Linked DNA regions of Homo sapiens: region 2 is linked to region 1. Evidence: chromatin loops called from intact Hi-C (ENCODE). Cell type or tissue: gastrocnemius medialis. All regions are shown on one strand.

Evidence for each region. Hi-C counts contacts between places; a loop is a spot of excess contacts. Peaks named below come from ENCODE experiments on the same cell type or tissue, not always from the same donor. Only the 100,000 strongest peaks of a DNase experiment are listed, where the experiment ranks them.
Region 2: a loop joins it to region 1, with 7 times the contacts of the local background. A loop is called at or near these places in 3 of 110 quality-filtered maps.

What each region holds. Positions count from the first base shown.
Region 1 is chr9:75,374,061-75,382,060 of GRCh38, reverse strand. No RefSeq gene overlaps it. Among named protein-coding and RNA genes, the nearest start is that of OSTF1, 290 kb to the right of the region's middle. In gastrocnemius medialis, no CTCF peak of the experiment used is centred here; a DNase peak (open chromatin) is centred at 3,890.
Region 2 is chr9:75,447,241-75,455,240 of GRCh38, reverse strand. No RefSeq gene overlaps it. Among named protein-coding and RNA genes, the nearest start is that of OSTF1, 360 kb to the right of the region's middle. In gastrocnemius medialis, no CTCF peak of the experiment used is centred here; DNase peaks (open chromatin) are centred at 2,477 and 3,600; H3K27ac peaks cover 5,128 bases.

The DNA of each region.
Region 1 (8,000 bases):
CCACTAAACTGTATGAGATGGGTGTTTTTATTAGTCTATTTCACAAAGGAGAAAACTGAGCTGGAAGAAGTTAAGTGACTTGGTCTAAGTTATATAGCTAGTAGATGGCAAGGCTCAGATTTGGACCCAGGCAGTCTGCACTTAAGAACTATCTTTATGGTATTTTCATTTTGCTTCGGCTCCAGCATTTCGTCCACCTACCCCAGTTTGAAAAACAATTTGAGCTGAATTTGCTTCACTCTGAAGAAAGAACTTTTTAGAAAATCCATTAAACTATTCTGGGGGACATCATTTTTTTCTACTTTTTAATGTAATAAAAACAGAAATATGTATGTTACCTTGATTGTTTGAAGTCTGGGATTATTTGAGCTTTATCATAGAAGACAAACATCTTTTTAACTTTTATTTGTCACTGTGCTGATTACCTCCTTTAATAGTAATTTGAATTCCTGTGTAAACAAACTCCTTATGACACAAGAAAGAAAACCTGCTGTAAAGGAAAAAATTGGGGGGAAAGAAGAACCTAGCTTTTGTTTCTTGACTGTAAGGTGTTCTGCTTTGATAATGCAAACCAAGCAACCAACTTAAAAGTGGTCTGAAAACAAAAATCCTTGTAGATGAAGGGTCTATACTCTTCAGGCTTCTAAATCTTATTTCAAGACTTCTTTTTCCCCTCCTTGGTAGACAAGTTATTTTCTAAGTGGTAAAGGAGTCAAGAGGTAGGTAATTTGTTTCCTTTTTTATTTTAGAGAGTATGTTACTGGTTGTGGCTGTAGAACATTTTCAAATTGGAGTCTTCAGCCAAGCTTACTGAAATGCCAAGTTATGCCTGGGTTACATATACATAAAGCTTCCCCACTGGAGAAATCCAGCTGTCTCATAGTCCTTCTGGAGGGACTTACTCTTTTAAGTACTGAATTGAAGATCTGGGATATTTGATTTTCTGTTTATCAGGGCAAATAAAATTTTAGCCTCCTAATAAATATAAAGAAAATCCTTGGACCACATATTGTCCCCCTTTAAACAGGCAGTGCATGTGAAATGTTTTATTATTGTAAAATAAATCAGTAAATAACCTGAGGCAACTGAAGTAGCATATATGCTTATATATTTCCCTGGGCTTTGAAATCTTTATATATATTTATATTTTTATATATATATTTATTTATTTATATTTATATAAATATTTATATATTTATATTTATATATATTTATATATATAATTTTTTTTTGAGACAGAGTCTTGCTGTATTGCCCAGGCTGGAGTGCAGTGGTGCGATCTCCACTCACTGCAACCACCTCCCTTGTTCAAGTGATTCTCCTGCCTCAGCCTCCTGAGTAGCTGGGATTACAGGTGTGTGCCACCACGCCCAGGTAATTTTTGTATTTTTAGTAGAGACGGGGTTTCACCATGTTAGTCAGGCTGGTCTTGACCTCTTGACCTCATGATCCACCCGCCTTGGCCTCCCAAAGTGCTGGAATTACAAGTGTGAGCCACCACTCCCAGCTAAATATAATTATTTTAAAAAATCAAATAAAAGGCATCTCTAGTGCACTATTAGAAACAGGAAGAAGTCCAAAACAAATAACTGGAATAATGGCCTAATCTTATTTGCTAGCCCATACAATGAGGTAGTGGCTGACACTTATTTCCAGCCGGGATGGTTTTTAGCAATCCCCAAACCCTGGTTGATCTCAATGGAAATCTCTTTTCAAAATGATCAGTCAGTTATAGGTACATGAAGTCAGCTTGAAGATAGTTGATGACTTTTGGATATGGAATTGTCTATGTATGCATGATTATCACATCTATTCCCATAGTGACAAAGTGTTCAGATGAAGACAGATATAGATGAGGTCAGATGTGAAGACAAGGTGTAGAAGGGAGAAAGAAGGTGGAGGAAGAATGGAAAGCCAAGGGGGATAAGGAAAAGAAAGACAAAAAGAGAAAAGTCCCATTTTGCCTGATGGCTCAAGAGCATTTTAGTTTAGGTTTATGTTGTTTAGTTTAGGTTTTGTTGTTTTTCTTATCTGCAGAAGTTCCACGGCCTCTAGATTTAGAACATTTGTGCTTGATAATCACACATTACTGAAAGATGGTCTATGAAAAAGTTTTAGATTTATGGGTATAAGGAAACACATGCTATACAATTTAGAAAACTATATATCCAGCTTTGTATATTTCTTTCAGATTTAAAATATCTTCAACATCTTCAAAACAGGATTCAAGTCATTCTCAAGCTGTTTGAGATCATCCTTGTATTTCTAAATAGGTCAGAGCCTGGGCCACAGCAAGTAGCTAAAAACCTGGATAATAGATCCTGTTCTTGTTGACTGGATGAAGTTAATAAAGCTTCTGAGTCTAGATCCAGGGAAACATTACTACCATTAAAACTGAAACAAGGTAGAGCACAGTGGCTCATGCCTCTAATCCCAGCCCTTTGGGAGGCCAAAGTGGGTGGATCACCTGAGGTCAGGAGTTCAAGACCAGCCTGGCAACATGGTGAAACCCATTTCTACTGAAATACAAAAATTGGCCACTGTAGTGATGCATGCCTGTAATCCCAGCTACTTGGGAGGCTGAGGCAGGAGAATTGCTTGAACCCAGGAGGCACAGGTTGCAGTGAGCTGAGATGGCGCCACTGTACTCCAGCCCAGACAACAGAGTGAGACTGTCTCACAAAAAGAAAAGAAAAGAAAAGAAAACAAAAAAAAAAAAACAAAAAACAAAAAAAAAAAACCTTAAACAAGTGTTTACAAAATATAATCCACAAAATTTTAGACCCATGTGATGTTGATCAGTTTTCCAGGGAGGAAAGATTGCATAATTCATAAGTTTGAGAAACTTGGATTTTTGGATTTCAACAAAATGCAAATCCAATCATGTGACTGTCCACAAAATGGGTATTTTATGCCAAGTTTCCCAACCCTTAGCCATTCCATGGGCTAACGTCCCATGGAATATACTTTAGGACACATTGGTCTACATCAATTCCTACTTCACCTCCTTCACAAAACAATCTCCATTTTCTTTTGGGGTAACCAGATGACTACTACCATAGCTACAAAGTGAGGAGACTAGTTTCATTTTACTTAAAGTTACATGATTTGAGGGGAAGCAAAGGTCTATTTTAAAAATTATTTTGACATTTTTATAACCCCCCAAGTGGCAGGAAGAGCTGAAATCATTGTCACTGTATCAGAAATAACACACCCTGGGAAGGCATTGTGGCATAATATTGAAATCAACCAAGGCTCAGATCTGGACTTTAGCAACTATTTGCTGTGTGGCCTTGGGGAAGGTCTGATCAGCTCTAAGCCTCTTAATTTGCCTCTTTAACATGAGGGTGATGATGCAAACCTCCTAACATTGTATGAGGTTTAAATGAAGTAGTATGTGGAAAAGCAACTTTCCTAGAGTTGGTTTCAGAGTTGACACACCATTAAAGTAAGTTATTTTCCCCCTTTTCCTTCCTCCCTCCCCCCTCCTGCCACCCTCCCCCATCCTGGAGTCCAAATATTTCAGGAAAACTGATAAAGTAAATAAACATCACTCCTTAACTCTAAAATATCAAACTCAAGAAACTGGCATTCCAGTCTGGGTGGAGCAGACACATAGGTTTGATTCCGTTCACAAATGATGAAACTTCTAGACTCTTCCTCCTGAGATTCCACTCTGGAAAGGTCTCCTGTCAAAAAACAAAGAGATCAATCTTGTCCCAAAGGTCAACATGTTTGTCACCTCCTGTCTAGACTACAGCAGTGCTCGCAACCTGGACCTCCCACAGGGAACCGTCCGCTGACAGCAGATGACCCAGACGTGACAGCATGCCTGCTGGTTAGTCAGCCCACAGCAAGCCCAGCACACCCAGGCCAGGCGGATTCTCAGCCTTGGCTGCTGTTTGACGTCAAGTCCAATTTATGATCTGGGCTCTTGAATTAAATCACCAGGCAGTGATGAGCCCGGGCTGCTGGAAGACCTTTTCATTCCACACATCCCGCTGATAACTTGTTGGACATGGAGGTATTGGGACACGATGCAGATATCTTTTCATTAAGGTTTGTTTTTAATTAGAATAACTGGACCCATGTGTGCTTCTAGTTAACCATGTAGGTGTCGCCGGGCTAAGAGGAGTTTGCATTTAGCCCTGCCTCCCCAGACCAGACACTGGGGTCCAGGACTCCTTAAAGGATTAAAAAAGTAAACTGATCACAAAGAGGTTTTATTCAAAAGCCTAAAAGTAGTTAAAATTAGCATTCTTGCCCTCATTCCACCCCCTTCTCCAGGTCATTATTTTGAACTGCTTAGAATTCAAAATACATTTCTGCCTACAAGTCCAGAAGGTGTCACATTGAGATATTTTTTCAGCAAGGATGGTATCATCAACATTCTCTATCAGCTCCTTTGATGACCAATATTTCTAGTGTGTTCATTCAAAAGTCACCAGCAAGAAGCTGTGAGAAAGTGAGAAAGTAGAATTATATAACATAACCCCACCCTGCAGGAGACAAGGGCTTTAGGCATGCAGCCTCGGTCAGGTCAGTAGGACAGAGTGGGTTTCTTTGAAAGTCTGGTTTTTATTTTGTTTTTGTTTTTGTTTTTCTTCTAGAATTCAACTTCTATCTTGAATTAAGCTAATCAACTTACCTTTGTTTGGCCTTTTGAAGAGAAGAGGCTGATCTTATTTACTACTTGTCAATTTGCCAGAAACATGTTTACTTTTATTTAGATGAACTTGGCTGCCAGCAATAGCAGTGAAAGAAGAGAAGGTATATGGAGAGTAAGAAAGACAGCCCAGCAGAATTGGGAAAGATTATTTAAAAGGAGCAGAATGCTCTCTCCCAGAAAGTCAGAAATGAGAGAGAGAGAGAGAATATGAATGAGACAGAGAGAGAGAGATTGAGTAATTCAATATAAAGGTACAATCTCAATCTGCCAGATTACTCAATCTGCCATTGCCTTCTCCATCAGCATCAAAACCTCAGAGAACACGGAATTATAAACCAGATCCCATCCTCCAGCCACAAATTACACAAGCTTAGAGTGCTCAGAGGCAATGACAATATTAAAGAGTTTCAAAAATAAAGTATGCTTCATTTCTATTTGAACAACTCCCTATAGCCTCCTTGATTCAACACAGCTTCTTACAATCCTTTCATTTGCATCATTCCTTTTCTTCCCATGAAATACCCTCCTGCAACTTGAGACAAGATGGAACATGCTACATAGGAATCTTTGCGACTATTTAAGATTCCATCTAAATGTACACAGTCCCCATGGGATCAGAAAAATTTGCTGTTCAGTTTTCCGGGCACACAACTTTATAATATCAGGATTAACAGGAACTTGTACATTAATGCCTAGAGGTTTTTTGCCCTCCTGATATTCCTCAGATAAAACTCAAGGGGGTTAGGAGGTTTCCACATAGTTCTTTTTCCAAGCAGTCTGTCATTCTTGGTGCATCACCCACACTTTCCGAAAATGGCACAAAATCCAGCCAGACTCTTCCAAGAAAGGGATTATGTCACTCCTCAATCCTATGATGCCTCTGAAATAACCTAAACAAGTTTTTTTCCCACTGAAGGGGTACACCTTCAGTTCTTTCTACAGGCCAGGCATAAGATCTTGAATCTCTTAACTTTATTCTGTATTGATATAATTACAGAAATGGATAATAGTGATTTTTTTCTAGATGAACACTTCATACTGAGTGACACCTTCTCATTGTGGTCCACATGCTTTAAACTGTTGTCTATTTAATATTTCCGTATCTTTCGTCATTCCCTTCCCCTGTGGTTTTCTTTCCTAACTGCTAGATAGTTCTGAGGCAGGGCACTGGACCAATGGCATTAAAAGGAACAGAAGAGGCCGGGCGCGGTGGCTCACGCCTGTAATCCCAGCACTTTGGGAGGCCGAGGCGGGCGGATCACGAGGTCAGGAGATCGAGACCATCCCGGCTAAAACGGTGAAACCCCGTCTCTACTAAAAATACAAAAAATTAGCCGGGCGTAGTGGCGGGAGCCTGTAGTCCCAGCTACTTGGGAGGCTGAGGCAGGAGAATGGCGGGAACCCGGGAGGCGGAGCTTGCAGTGAGCCGAGATCCCGCCACTGCACTCCAGCCTGGACGACAGAGCGAGACTCCGTCTCAAAAAAAAAAAAAAAAAAAAAGGAACAGAAGAGAGAAATGAAGAGTAACAGTCCTCTTAGGCAATCATCTTAATTGACCAAAAGGCAAGTCAGGCTGTATGAAAAAGTATAAACCATATGTATACCACATATACATCTTAGATCTTTACCATCTGGTTTCTCACACTTAGATGAGCCTTTAGAGCAAAAGGAAGAAGAATCACTTTGTAAGAAATCTGATTTGCAAAACACCTTTCTCTTGTGTGTGTGTGTGTGTGTGTGTGTGTGTGTGTGTGTGTGTGTGTGTGTTGGCTTTATTTGAGGTTAAAAAAATGATGAGATCTAAATTCCCAAATTGATAGTACTACAAAATTATATGTGGAGATTTCCAGAACATTTCCATTCTGAAACAAGTAAGCAAATAATTTTGTTCAACAAAAGACTCAAGATACAATTTATAAAAGTTTTGGCTAGACTAGACTAGAAACACTGAGAGAAATACTACATAAGTGTAAATAGATAGTGTGAATTTGTACCATTAGGATTTAATAATGGAAGTATAAAAAGAAATCTTAAATAAATGGGCAAAGTTAGCCGACACCAAATGCACTAGAATTTGTTGCCTCTACACGTCAAAGTAAAATGTCACAAGTGCCAAAACGAAGGGATATGCAGAGTGTTATTGGCATTCCTTCTTGCTGAGGAGATCAGAAAAGATTTCATGGAGGTATTTGATCCGAGCCCTGAAGGAAGGCAGCATTTTGACAGGCAGCAATGGGCATAGAGGAAATTGAATAGTGAGAGAAATCATTTAAAGAGAGCTAAGGTAAACAGTTAGGAAATAATGCATGCTTAAGGAACAGTGACCCATCCAGTGTGGCTGGATGGAATACAAGTCATATAAAGAAGAGTAGTGGGTGATAGGCTGGAAATTTGGCTTGGAATCAGGTCATGGAGTACCCTGAATTTCTCACAAAGTAATATGAACACTTGTGTCTGCTAACGGAGAATTGTTGAAGGTTTTTTAATAGAGAAATGATATAATCAGAATCAAGCTTTGAAAAGATTAATCTGGCAGTAAGATGTAGAATACTTTGGAAGAAACTGAGGAGTTACAAGGCCAGGGTAATAATACAGATAAGAAATAATGAGGGTCAGATCTACAATAGTGAGAGTAAAAATGGGAAGAAGGTAAGAGATAGATGTGAGGAATGTTGAAAATATAGAATCAAAAGGACTCTGACTAATTATATTAGAAAATGTAGGGAAAGAAGGAAACTGGTCTGAGTAATTATAAGTGTAATGCTAATTATTGAAATTAAAAATAAACCAGAAGAGCATGCTTGTAGATGATGAGTTCAGATTTCACTGTGTCCAGCGTTCAGAGATATTTGTCATGAAAACATGTAACTGTATGGCCTATCCTCCTTGCTGCATCCTTACCCCTATACGCCACATCCAGAAGCCATAGTGATTTGACTAAGAACTTAGTTAGGCTTTATAAGTAGCTAGATGTTTGTGTAATGAATAAAACAAGCCATTAAGAAGTATGTGGCCAAAAATGGGGCCATTACTTATTTCAAGGAAAGGCATGTGTTAGGGCAATAGTAGCTCCTATGAATAGAAAGTCTATCAAATTTCAGTGGCCTAGCATTATAGAATTTATTTTTTCACTCATTTGCATTCAGTTGCCACTGGCAGGAGAAGGGGGGACTCCATGCAGTCATTCAGGGACCCAGGATTATGAAAATTCTTTCATCTTGGCTTCCAAGGCCATCCTAGTAGTATTGCCCAATTAGCAGGGAACAAGAGAGAGAATGAAAAATTTTATAGAAGAGCTCTAGGGACCAAGCCTAAAAATGGTATAGATCAC
Region 2 (8,000 bases), 73 kb before region 1:
ATCATAAATTATATTCAAAAACTTAGATGGTCCCTGTTCTGTGATCATGTGCCTACTATACTCTTGATGTAAGTATACATCTACATCGATATCTCTATATATCTACTATCTACTAAGATGACTAAGACATCGGTCTTGCCCTCTGCACTCAGTGGGAGGAATTAGCCAAGAACACAACTCAACTCTAGCTCAAGGTACAACACAGTAAGTGCCAAGAAACCTCAAAAGTGCTCAGACCTTTTGTATGAAACAAGAGAATGAATCCAGGCAGGAGCATCAAAACAAAAACTTGAAATGACCATAGGAAAATGGTATCATGTTTGCAAGCAAAAATGCTGAATGAAACAGCATGAGCCAAGCTTCAAAGTGGAGAAGCAGTGTCATGTCTGAGGAAAAGGGGTTTGATGTAGAATATATGTACATAGAACAGGGGGACTATGGGGAAGTTGGGGTCACAGGTGAGGGTGCTCGGTATTCGGTTCTTGTTTTCACACACCCACTTTGGCAGAAGAGGGCATTTTCCTCCCTCTCTCTCCTTCCATCCCTGAAGAATATTAATATCTCAGTATTCCCTCCCACAGCCCTTCCCACTCATCAAAAATTGCTATCAGGGATAGACCTAATATAGATGACTTATGATTTGGCAAGAATTGAAGGCAGACTAATACTTCATTTGAAACCATGGCTCAATTAGAGGGTAAAGGCATTGTTTCCTATCAAAAGAATTCTAGGAACCATGATGAAGAGACACCAAATTCCTCAGCAGACTGAGAGCCAGTGGGACTAAAAGTATATCTGAATTTCAGCCCCAGTTTTCTGATTTATTTGTCATGTAGGCAAGTTATCTAACCTCTCTGCACTTCAGTATCCTTGTCTCCACTAAGAAAATCCTATCTGTCATACCACTATCACAGAGCTGTTGTAATAAGGCTCATAAAACAACCCATACAGAGACAAAGCACCCTGGTGATAAGGACGTTCACCCCACCCTGGGGTCTGGCTGCTGGCAGGTGTCCCTGATGACAATCTCACCTAGAGGCTCTGATGGGAAAGTGCAGGGAGCTGGGTAACTGTTGGGACATTGCTCCTGCCTTAGCCCTTCTCCCCATCATGGGTTCCCAAATGCACAGGACTGTGGCCCGGGCTGGCCCAATCTAGGCAGCTGGCAAAATGCACTATTACCCAAAGCACTTCAGGAGGGGTTGCACAGCAATCAGAGCTGCTGATGCACATGGACCTTCTCCTCTCACAGGTGCTGAGTGTGAAAGCATGCTGACCAAGAAGCCATTAAGGAAACCCGAATTTGGATCCTGACCTATTTCCTTGTCCCGGCTTTATCCTTGCTTGCCAATGGTAACTTGGGTAAATGATTCTTGCTCTTCAGACATCGTTACTTCTGCTATACATTGGAGGAAATACCAACTGCCTTGTCTACTTCATAAACCTAAGATGCATTTTGCAAAAGTATGCTGTTATTACTGTTTGTGTTTCTATCTGACAGAAGAGCCTTTTGGTCACTTTTGGACACTCTTGGAGGCATGGGACATCCTTTGAGGCATATCCCAAATGCTGTGTCCTCAATTACAGCTTCCCCAGTTTTCCCGGCACAGTTACTCTCCATCCTGTGCATCTCAAGCTCTTCATTAGCTCCTCTGATATACCTCACCGCATATTCTAATTGCATGTGTGTGTCTCCCCCTCTAAGGTCCTCAAAGCCCAGGAGTCCTACATTGAATACTTGGGGCCTGGCATTGGCCTTGCACATTGTGTTTGCACAAGAAATATTTGAACAAAAGAGTTCTCAGATAGTGGTTTTATTCTGGACTTCCTTTTTGCCTCTAGGCCATCACTGACATGGAAACAGGACACTTTTTAGAAACTTCGTAAAGGCTCAGCCTGGAGCAGCAGAAGTTAAATACAAGAATATCACAATAGGATGGGGACCAACAAGTGCAGTGTGGCCCATTTTACATTCCGTTCTTTGTCCTCAGGGCTCTAAGGCAGATGTGTCCTTACTCTTTTCCCTCTGTCTTAGACACTATGTCCTGAAGATATTTCTAATGGAAACACTGTAATTGGAAATTGGGCCACATGCTTGTATTGAGGGATCCACTGCAGAAGACCTGCCAATAAATTACTCAACAGCACCACACCACTGTCACCCAAGACTCTGTTAAATACACAATATTCTACTCCCAGATGCCAAGAAGCATAAAGAGATACTTTCATTGTAAAGCAGAGGAATGTGAAACAGCTAAACCAAAAATTTTGCTAAAGTTGTTAAGATTTTCCCCCCTTAGTGTGATCTCAAGATGAAATGCAATTCAGCAGTTAAAAACAGAACAATTTAAGAGTGTTCTGTTCCAAAGCATGAAACATGCAAAAATGTAGTCTGAAGATTGTCGAGCTGGGCTGGCAATCAGATTCATCAGCCATTTTTGGGTACTGCTTTCTAAAAGGAAGTATTAGTGGAATCCAGCTGAGCCAGGCAAAGTCTCAATAATATTAACATCACTTGCTCCATTGCTCTTGGTAGTAAGAGGAACATCCCATAATGGCTTGTAATCATATTGCACAATGCTGTGTCTAAAGACATGGTTTATTAAGGAGGAGATGGTCACTGATGTGTTTCTCTATGTGATAAAACACTTCTTGCTAAAAGCAACCAGGGCAAATGGAATATTACAAATGATTCTGAATGCTACGGAGAGTTAAAACAAATTAGATGTCTGTGCCTCCAGTTGGGTTGCCATTCTTTGTAATAAAATTGTCTCCTGAGAGGAATGCATGTTGTTTGCGATTTGGAAGACATCTTTGTAAGCTTCTGCCCAACACATCAGAATTCTTTTTATCACGTTCAATTGCTATATTTCAAGAAATAATTTACAGCACCACTGCAGACAGTCGAGGCTTTCACTATTGCATACTTTTCCTAAGCTAACTTTTTTATGTATGTTATTTTATTTAATCTCATAACAACCTGTTATCTGATATGATTATTAAGTACATTTTATTAATTAGTAAAACTGGGGCTTAAAGAGGTTATGTAACTGCTTCAATGTCACACAACTAGTAAATAGCAAAACTGGCTTTCTAACTCCAGTCCTACTAATTCCACAGCCCACAATTCCCATTTTATGGATGAAGACACCAGGGATGAGAGAGGTTAATAACTAAACCACATCTGGTTACACTGCAGAGCTGGAATGCAAAACAAAGTGTGTCCACCTCCAAGCCACGCTCTTTTCCCATTATATGACCGTGTTGTCTCTTGCATTTATCTGTGTTTCTTAAAATCCTCTCAGTAGGTAGATGGGGATAGATACCTCTCAGCTTTCCCCCAAGCTCCTGCCTCCTCAGGTATTTAGTGCCCTGTAAGCAGGTCAGCAGAATCCTGACTACTGAGAGAAGAGAGGCTCTGTCATTCTCATGGGGCCACCCAGTTGCACCTGTGCTGAGGTCAAAGACATTGCTGCCTCCACATATCAGAGAGGCAGCTGGAGTGAGTCTGGACATTTACAAAGGCACAGGAATCTTGCCAAAGACATCAATGTTCCTAAAACTGTGACTCAGTCTTTACAGAGCTCTTGAGTGTCTCCAATGTATTTAATAAGTAGTTTTGGCAGCTTACTCTGCACTGGCCCTGAGGCAAGCTGTAGGGACATAAAAATGACAGATATGGGTCCTGCCCTCAAGTATAAAAATAATAGCTCACAATTGTCAGCATTTAGTATATGCCAGAGATCCTCTCTTGCTTCACATACTTTAACTCAGTTAATCTTCACATATCCCATGATTGGTATACCTAAAGCTCCCGTTTTACAGACGAGGGCATTGGGGCACAGAAAACTTAAATATAACTTTCCCATTGTCTAGTGGGACACAGACAAGTAAACAAACCTTGCCAATGCAACGGGTTAATCCCTGGGCCTGAGGGAACACAGGATGATGTGGGGCTCAGAGCAGGGATCTTAGCCCAGCCTTGGGGGTTAGAAAAGGCTTCTCAGTGACCACAGAATGCATTGAAATTAGCCAACGAGGAGGTGAGGCACCAGTGAGGCATAAGTGCTTGATACAGCAGGGATAGTGAGGCAACTTCAGGTCCTAGAAAAGTTCAGTGTGCCTGAAGCAAAGAGAGAACAAAAAATGAAGCCAGAGTGATACATCTGGTGGGCATTTTTTTTTTCATATGGCTCATTGCCAGAGCCTAAAATCCTCTTCAAATGATCAGAACTGGAGACTCTTCAAAGTCAGAAACATGATCTAGACTGTAGCAAATCAAAAGTCGGGAAGCATGATTAATGTCATATTGCTTTGCAATACTGCTTTTTCAAGGATCTTTTTCCCCTTCAATTCAGGTTAATTCTGGGGTGTCTTGTTTTACCTCCTGGGGTGTCTTGTTTTACCTCCTGCTGTGATGAGAGGTATTTGGGAAAGGAATATTCTTGCCTCCCAGAACGTTTTCAGCAAACTTTTCACAAAATTGCAGGCCCACCGGCCTCATTTGGAGCAGGCACACCTAGAGGGCTACACACCTCTGTGCACTCTCTATCCCTCTGCAGCCCCACCTCTAACAACAGGAAGCCCGAAAAGGTGTCGACTCACTATTGATTCCTGACGCAATGAGTCCCCTAGCTCTCTCCTTCCAAAAAAGAGGCACAATAAAATCCTACTGCAAGATCATATCTATTTCGTACCTAAGAACATGGAGTAATTCACAAAAGCATAATCACTAAAAGTCAAGAGTAGAAAATGTCACTTCCTGATCTTTGTAATCCAGGTACTGCAAGGCATTTGAAAACTACTACCGGGTGGTACTAATCACATGAAAATCCATATAGCATAAGAGATTAAACCATCCTCCCACACTTGATTGTATCCTTGATCCCATCCCTCCCACGTACTTATGTCCCCAGCTTGGGACAGTTCTTGATTATTTTTGAGGAAGTCTAGATAGATGTCTATCACTTCCCTACATATGTGCTCAGTTGTTACAATAGGTTATGCTCTGGTGTTTGACCCCAAATGAGGACTAAAGCATGATGGAATAAGAAAGATGACGGCTACGTAGAGGCCCCCAAGGCATATCTCAAACCCAGCACCTCTGGTCACCTCATTCTAAGAATGCACTCTTTCCTCTTCTTCCAAATTTGAAGCTCATCGCAGGTGGGCGTGACTGGCTGTATGCCAGAGAATAAATGAAGGAAGATAGTAGATACTAAAAACCAGGTGTTTTCACAAATTGAACTTTAAAGATCCTTGTATTGGGTAAGTCCAAAATGTAAATGGAGGCTGAATTAGGGTTAAAAAATATTTTTAAGTTCCTGTTCATTTCTTTGATTCCTCAAGGCGATAATTCAGTACAATCAAGTCATTAAGTCAGGTAGGTTTCAGAGTACACACTTGAGGGACCTCCCTCCCCCTTCTGTCTTGTACTGTCTCTCTCTCTCTCTCTCTCTGCTTCCCTCCCTCTTTCCCCTCCACTCTTCTCGTATTTATCAGGTATTATTTGAGCACCCACCTTGCACCAGTCAATATCCTAGGAGCTCCAAGGTAAGCATGGCCCTGCCTTCTGCCATTCAGAGGACCTTGATCATCTCATATTGATCTGCTTTTTAAAATTTATTTTCATTTTTATTTAATTTCAGAGACAGGGTCTCACTCTGCCATCCACTGGAGTACAGTACTGAAATCATCACTCACTGCAGCTTTAAAATCCTGAGCTCAAGTGATCTTCCTGCCTCAGCCTTCTGAGTAGCTGGAGCCACAAGCACACGCCACCACACCCAGCTAATCTTTTTTATTTTTTGTAGAGACAGGTCTTGCTATGTTGCCCAAGCTGGTCTCAAACTCCTGACCTCAAGCTATCCTCTGGCCTCAGCCTCCCCAAGTGCTAGGATTACAGATGCAAGCCACAGTCCCTGATCATCCATCTGCTTTTGAGGCAGGTACAAAAACCAGCCACAGAGATAACACATGCAGAAGTCCCAGACACCTCCGGTAGGCCTTTTTCCTCTTCCATCTATTCATGTCCTAGAAATGGATGTTAGAAGGTAGAAAGTTTAGAGGGAAAACAATTAAGAAGTTTGCTGAGTCAGAGATTTTTCAGGTGGCTATTAACCTTCACTCCCAAGTGATTGCTCCATCCTCCCCTGTCCCCGGCTCCCACCACCCCAGTTCCTTGCATTTGGATTTTCTCATCTCCAAACTTATTGAAAGTTGTTTCTTTAAACTTTTTAAAATAAGATTTGAAAACAGTTGGCTTAAAAGTCTCCTTTGTGATTGAATAGTGCCTATGACTACGATCTCCTAAGGATGTTACTTCAAAATGTTCTAAGAATATCCTAGTGGGACCAGTTCCTTGAAAATAACAGCCTTTGCAAAACATAATACATGATAATGCTGTATCATTTTCTAAGCACATAAGCAAGATCTTGGAGGTCTGCAACTCCTCAGTGCCTCTAATCTCTATCTTTTCCTACCTGGTGGGTATTTCTGATAAAAAGGCAGTGCTTCCTCAAGCCTAAGAGTTTTTTCACCACAAAGACAACCTCAGCTGCAATTCATACCTCTGCTTTTAAGAACACTTCAAAAATGGCTGAGGCAGACAGAGTTCTTCAGAATCCAGGCCCCACTGAATCTTGGAGGTGGTGAGAGGGAAAGGGATTCCTTTCTCCCTTCATAACCTCAAGACAACTGAACACTGCCAATGGAATTCTTGCTAGCTATCCCCAGAGTTTGACCTCAGGCTGTTACAGAAACAATGTTTTCCATGCGGAGCTCTTGGTTAAGAAATTTCCTCTCACCCTGAGAGTCCAACAAAGCAGTGGTTTATACACCCTCAGCCTCAGTGCAAATAGTCTAGGCTGGGCCATCCAAGCTGGCAAGAACTGTGATTTCCTGGTAGCTCTGCATGTGTGCGCTCAGTTGTCATTTTATAGCTGGGGGATTTTTTTTGTTGTTGTTAAATAAAAAAGTGTGCTTGGGTGAGAAGACAGTCAAAATTCTTTTTGGAGCATGCAGACAAGTAGTAGGGAAGGGATATCTCCCAGGCAGAGAGGGAAGATGCCTGTGAGGGAGTTCTCTTTGTAAGAGGAAGGAGGAAGACTTGCCTGCTTTTCAATAAGGAACTTCAAAGTAGGCCCCTGGTTATTTTCTTGTTTACTCCCCACTCTGTGTCATTTTCTCCTGATAAGCTGAATTGTTGACTGAAAATGACTGCTTCATCCCTAAAAAAGAATCAAGGGAGTTATCTAATGCTGGGCTGTTTTCAGTAGCAGCAGAGAAGAGAAGGAGGGAGGATGGGAAGGAGGGAGAGGAAAGAAAAAGAAAAATCATATTACAAGTACCTGGATATGGACGTATAGCTATAAATAAAATCTTCTTGTTCTGTTCCTGACATCATTTACTAAATCTGTATTCACAGAAGAGCCATGTATTAAATTATAAAAGAGGGCATCCATCTACTCATGAGGATTTTCATTAAGAAGCATTCTGTAGCCACACAATGCACTATCATGATGAATCCATGGTAAATAAATAACATGTACATTTCCAGAAGTAATCACTGTGTCTCTTCCTTCCTTTCTGGTTTAGTATGCAGTGAAATTGGGCATCTGTCATATTCTTCCATGTACATTGACAGCTACAACTCAGACAGGTTTCTTTACCTTCTCTTTAAACACAGTTACCTTTCTTTTGAACTATGTAGCCATTCCATTACCACTTCAGGCCTGCTTTCACAGGATGCCAGTGGTGCTAAGCCTTCAGTGCTGACCTGCTGAGTTGCAAAGCCATGCTGCAGTGTGAAGCCCTCAGTGTTAGCATCTATCGCTCCTCAGGTGTCTATTATGATACCAGTGGGATAATCCAATACAGCTAGGCCATCCTGGCAGTTCCCCAGCCTCCAACCCTTATGGCTTTGCACTTGCTTAGGGCCCACATTATTATTATTATTATTATTATTATTATTATTATTATTATTTTGAGATGGAGTTTTG